Linked DNA regions of Mus musculus: region 2 is linked to region 1. The links are chromatin contacts, found by POLR2A ChIA-PET in ENCODE. All regions are on one chromosome and are shown on one strand. The core of a region is the stretch at or near the end of the contact, and the rest is flanking DNA. Distances in the headings are between cores, read along the strand shown. Region 1 holds the start of Pan2 (PAN2 poly(A) specific ribonuclease subunit). Region 2 holds the start of Pa2g4 (proliferation-associated 2G4).

Region 1 (2,816 bases), core at 191-2,690:
CAAAAGCAGGAGGACTGCTGTGAGTTCTAGATCAGCCTGGACTATAGAGAGAGATGTTGTCGCAAAAACACAGTAGTGATAGGAGAACTGACAGAGTGGAATGCCTTATGAAACTAAATATGTAGTTAATCTCTCCACTCCCTTGTTGGTTTGAAAGACCCAGCTAACTCTCATCAGTTCAACTCAGTTTTGACTACCTGCAAAGAGCTGTCCTTGGGCAAAGACCAGATAAAGATTTCTAATACACCCTTTCAGCCTTCAGAAAGGGGTATAGTTCTTACCCCATGGCTCCCCACCCACAGCATCTCCTCATGTAAATCAAAGTGGGAGACAGACACAGGCACTCCCACTTCAGCCACCACGCTGTGCAACTCAGAGTAGACACCTTCCATTATGTGCACTGACTCCTGGACAGGAAGAGCCTCCAAGGCCACTCCCTCTGGGTCTAGCTCCACATTCTGTAGCAAACTTGGATTCAGGTGGGCATCCAGGACTGGGTCCAGGGTAGAATGCATAGCTGGGGAAAATTCGGCCAGTCCAGGATCCAGACCCTCAAAGTTCATGACGATAGTGGCCGCTGGTCAGACCGGAGTCACACCCTCCCTTGCCACGCTTCCTACAGACAAGTGACCCAGCCTTCAGGAGGACAGCACCAGTGAACCTAGAATGGACATTCTGGCCTGCAAGGGAAAGAGGCAGCGCAGTCAGGGATAGGCCTAGGTACTGGAAGTATCTTCTATGTGGACAGGACAATCAGGTAGGCAGAGGGGATGAGACTGCCAGGCAAAGACGGAAGCATGCATGAAGAGGACAAGGGCAACGCTGTACTGTGAGTGGCATGACAGTGTCCCTTACTCTGCACCTCTAAACTTCCTAAGTTCCCTGCCAGCCCACCAAATGATCTAACTCTTGACTTCCCTTTCTCCTGAACCACAAGGTGAAGGGAGCGGGTTTGATAGGGGCTGGAGTTCGGGGGAGAGCTCTGAAATGCTTGTTTCTTAGAATTGGACATGAGACAAAGGGGCTGGGCGGTGAAGGGGGCAAGACAAGCCAGTTTCCCAGAATCCTTTACAGTGGTTACCCAGCATTCTCCAGGGGGTGGGTAACAAGAACGGCCAGTTACCCACAAACGGGGCGGGGGTAAGGGGGAAGTAATGGAAACGGATAGCTACCCAGAATTCTTTGAGCGAACCAGAGAAACTGGTTACCCAGAATTCTCCCCCAGCGCAGGGGACGGGAGGGGAAGGATTAGGGCAAAGGTCAAGACGTGTTCCTGGGATGCTTACGGGGAATGGGTCATTACCAAGATTTCTCCATGGCGGATATTTTGGAGCGCGTGGAATTCAAACGAGTAGGGGGTAGAGAAAGCGCCGTCAGCTCCGCGGGAAATTCCAGTTTCCCTACTACTCCCCCGCCTCTAGCTCAACCTAACCCAAGCAAGACGGACGGTGGATTGGCAGCCATCGCTTCCAATCAGCGGGGGCCACGGGCTCATCCCAGCCAATCAGAAAAAGCCAGGTACAGGCAGCGCCTGAGAAGGAGAGTGACGTAGCCTCCGCCAAAACAAGGTTACGGAATGCCACCGGGGACAAACTGAATCAGGCGCGGATCTATTTGGTGTTACGAAAAGTAATCCCTTCGCTCTCAGGCTTTGTTAAGCAAAATTAACTTTAGACTTTGAAGCCAAGCTTTTACGCTCCCTGAATAAGAACTAGACTAAAGGGGCGCCAGAGGCTAAGCACTGGGACTCGCCCGGTGGGTATTCCCAGCGTGGCCTTCATCATTCCCGGCGTATAGACCTTCATCTTGCTGTGCCTGTGAGCCATTCCAATACCTCTGACCCTGTACCCCCGAAACTCACTGGCATTTCCTATGACTTCTAGATGTGGGGAAGAAAAAGGAAGCGGGAGCCTGACTTCTAGTGTGGCCCAAGTGGCCACCTTTTCTCTATTTCTAGAGGCATCCATCTGAAATTCCCATCAATGTTTGTGTCGTCCCCAGAGGTCCCCTAATTTTCCCAAGAAACAAGTCTCCTAGACTGTCAAAATTCCCCTAGACCGTGGAGCTGGACATTGACCCCAAGAGAGAGATAAACAGTAAACTGAGTCAACTGAGCTGTAGCTATTCTGAGGGGTTCTTGATTAATCTCCAACTAAGAGATCCTACTGCCTCTCCCTCTCCTGTGAGAGTGTGTCACCGTGTCTAAAATATTTGGGGGTACTGGCTGTGTACTAAACTGCTTTGGAATTGGTCCAGGCTGTGAGATGTCTTAGGTTGCCCAAACTCAGCTCTGTCATCTCTGTTTTTAAAGGCCCTGTGCCACTAGTGGTCCATACCTACAATACCTGCATTATTAAAGCAGAGGCAGGAATCCCTTACAAATTCGAGGCCAGCCTAGGCTACATAGATAGTAAGGACCAGGCTTGCTATGGCTACATGGTGAATATCCCTTTCAACAGGTGCCTGTGGAAGAAAGTTCTCACCAATAATAAACACCAATAATAAAACTTTTAAAGCATTTATTGGGCCAGGCATAGTGGAGGTATATTTGTAATGGCAGTAATCCTGAGGCAGGAGGATTAGTGTTCAAGGTTAGCTTCTTCTATATAGCAAGTCCCAGGCTAGTCAGGTTACATGAGACCCTGTTTCAAACAAACAAAAACCAGGCTAAGTGGGATGGCAATCCCACCACTCAGGAGGCAGAATGGATTTCTGTGAATTTGAGGACAGCTTGGTCTACGTAGTGAATTCTAGGCCGACCAAGGTTAGACAGTGAGACCCTGTCTCAAAACACCCCCCTCATCCAAATAAAAATG
Region 2 (2,816 bases), core at 166-2,665, 260 kb before region 1:
GTGTTATGTGCACGTGAGTGCAATGCCCACAGAGGCCAACTACACAGTGCTAAGAGTTACAGGTGACTGTAATGTTCTGGGAACTCCCTTCCCTCTGCAAGGATACCAGGTTATACCAACCAGGTTATTTCTCCAGACCCTGTTTGCATTCTAGTCTTTTTCTTTTGTTTGTTTTTTCGAGACAGGGTTTCTCTGTGTAGCCCTGGCTGTCCTGGAACTCACTCTGTAGACCGGGCTGGCCTCGAACTCAGAAATCCGACTACTTCTGCCTCTCAAATGCTGGGATTAAAGGCGTGCACCACCAGTGCCCGGCTTTGCATTTCTAGTCCTTTCTACTAAAGGGTTTTTTACTGGGGATCCCTACAAAGGAACAAAAGTGTAAACAATTAGGAACAAAACCCTAACCCCCTGATTGTTGGGAGAAAATGAAAAAGCTCAAGCAAGCCTTGGGTTGTTTTTATTTTTTCCTACACAGGTTGGGTACTGAAAACTTGAAATGATGCAGAACTTTTTTTTTTTTGTTCGAGACAGGGTTTCTCCATATAGCCCTGGCTGTCCTGGAACTCACTCTGTAGACCAGGCTGGCCTCCAACTCAGAAATCTGCCTGCCTTTGCGTGCGCCACCTCATCCCGGCGATTCAGAACTCTTAAGAGTGACCAAATCCCTCATAAACGTTTCCCTTAGATGGCCCCCATCAAAAACCACGGCTGGAACAATAGTGCTATTTTATTCTAGTCTAGTAGGAAGTCTGGCCTTTTTCTATTAGCAGGCCATGGTACATGTATAATCACCCAGACTGTCCAGTTAGTGCTCGCTTCCAGCACCCTAGGACTTCCACCTCCGCTCAGCCCCTCCCAGAGGTTATCCCAGCACTGGAGGATTTGACCAGCCAGGCCGGTCGCGCCGGCCGACAGGGGAATCCAAGGCTACGCGCACGGGACAACCGCCCAAAACGTACACACACACCCACTGACCCTAGTCCTATGGCTCCAGGCTCCACCCTGTTCCACCCTGCCCAGCGGCCTCTCAACCCTTTTCTCCCTGTAGCTCCACCCCTCCCCGCTTGGCCCGCCCCTCGCTGTTACGAGCTCAGGGTCGGCGTGAATGAGAGGTTTTTCCCGGAGAGACCACGCTTTCCCTCAAGCTCCCCAACGGCTCCGCCTTCCCGCCGGGGCCAGACTCTTCCCAGCGTGCCCGGCGATTCCGGCGTGCGCAGACTTGGGAAGGCAAGTCCTCCCAGGGCCTGGCGGACGGGCGCGAGGAGCAGGCTGGGAATTGTAGTTCTAGAGCCCGCGAGGGCGGCTGGGAACTGGCCGACAGCAGGACTCATTGTCCCAGTGTGCCCTGCGCCTCAGCCCGCGCGCTCGCAGCTTCTCGCTCTCTCTGCCCGCCCTCCCGCTCCCTTGCTTGCTCGCGCTTTCCTCGCGGATCGAAGAGACTCTAGCTACAGCCTGTGGCTGGGAAGGGAGACGGAGGCCGCAGCTCAGGGAAAGTGAAGCTGCAGTAGTAGCAGTAGGAAGATGTCGGGCGAAGACGAGCAGCAGGAGCAAACTATCGCCGAGGACCTGGTCGTGACCAAGTATAAGATGGGGGGCGACATCGCCAACCGTGAGTGCGGCCTCGGGGGTCTTGGAGTCGAGGCTGAGAGGGAGAGGTTTGGGGCTCTCTCCGGAGGGCTGTGGCGTCTGGGTCTTGCCGAGTGAGCCACCGAGGGGCGCGTGCCGACTGCCGGGGGCGACGTGGTGGGGAGATCTGGTGTCGCCCTGGGGACTGAGCAGCCATGCCTGGGCTGGAGAGTGGAGGTGCGGGCCGGCGACCGCGAGGAGTACAGAGAGGGGCCCAGGCATGCTCCGACCCTGGGCGGTTGGTAAGGAGGCAAGGCGCGTCGTCTTCTGCCCATACCCTTCGGTCTGTCCGGATCTATGCTCCCGACTGGCAGCAGTGAGGCCACCTCGAAAAGGAAGCGGCCAGCTGTTGGCGACGGAAGCGCCCCTCTGCCAGTCGCGGCTCTTGACCCGCGGGAGCTGAGCCGGCACGTGTTGCCAGGTCCCTGTGTGCGGATCGATGGCTCCCCACTTCCTCTCCTACCGTGCTTCCCCACCACGTGCTTTGCTAAAGTCTTTACTTCAGGTCTTCTTAGTGGGGACCCCCTTCGCCCCTTGACCTAGCTCGAGGGGCCGTTGGAAGACACTTCTGGAGCTTCTAAAACAACCTGGCTTTCCTGTATGACCACTGCTCCGGTTTTTGAAGGCGGCCTTTAATATTTGTTCCTAGAGCCTCTACAGTGTTTTGAGGTTCTGCTTAGACAGCTGGGCAAGCCTGTCTATAATACTGAAAAGAAGTGGAGAGAGACACGGATTTTAGGATTATAAGCATTTCTTAAATGATCTTTACTCTCCTAACAGTTGTCTGCCACTTGGACAGATAACTTTACTGTTTTCTCTTTCCAGTTCTTTCCCTCCCTTACCCCCTTATTTTTGGGGCTTTCTGTGTAGCTTTGGCTGTCCTGGTACTCCCTTAGACCAGGCTGGCCTGAGAGATCCGCCCACCTCAGCGTTCCAGAGTGCTGGGATTAAAGGTGTGTGTAACCATGCCCGGCTCTTTAACATTTTAAAAATTAAAATTCACTTGATAAAAACTGTCTTAGACTTGGCAGTGGTGGCTCACGCCTTTAATCCCAGCACTTGGGGAGCAGAGGCAGGCGGATTTCTGAGTTTCAGAGAAACCCTGTCTTGAGGAAAAAAAAAAAACTGCCTTAGGCCTTTAGAATGGACTTGACAAAATACTTGGAAGAAGGTATTTAGGGTGTCTTTGG

The links. ChIA-PET counts read pairs that join two places held with the same protein, here RNA polymerase II (POLR2A).
Region 2: POLR2A ChIA-PET joins it to region 1 with 16 read pairs in embryonic stem cell. The contact joins the promoter of Pa2g4 here to the promoter of Pan2 in region 1. POLR2A ChIA-PET finds 5 or more read pairs at or near these places in 3 of 5 experiments (Patski and embryonic stem cell).

The regions. Positions count from the first base shown.
Region 1 is chr10:128,301,959-128,304,774 of GRCm38, reverse strand. Pan2 (PAN2 poly(A) specific ribonuclease subunit) reads right to left here and starts at 1,440. Exons shown (of 26, transcript NM_133992.3): 1 at 1,304-1,440; 2 at 282-680. The coding sequence starts at 563.
Region 2 is chr10:128,564,533-128,567,348 of GRCm38, reverse strand. Pa2g4 (proliferation-associated 2G4) reads left to right here and starts at 1,415. Exons shown (of 12, transcript NM_011119.3): 1 at 1,415-1,609. The coding sequence starts at 1,522.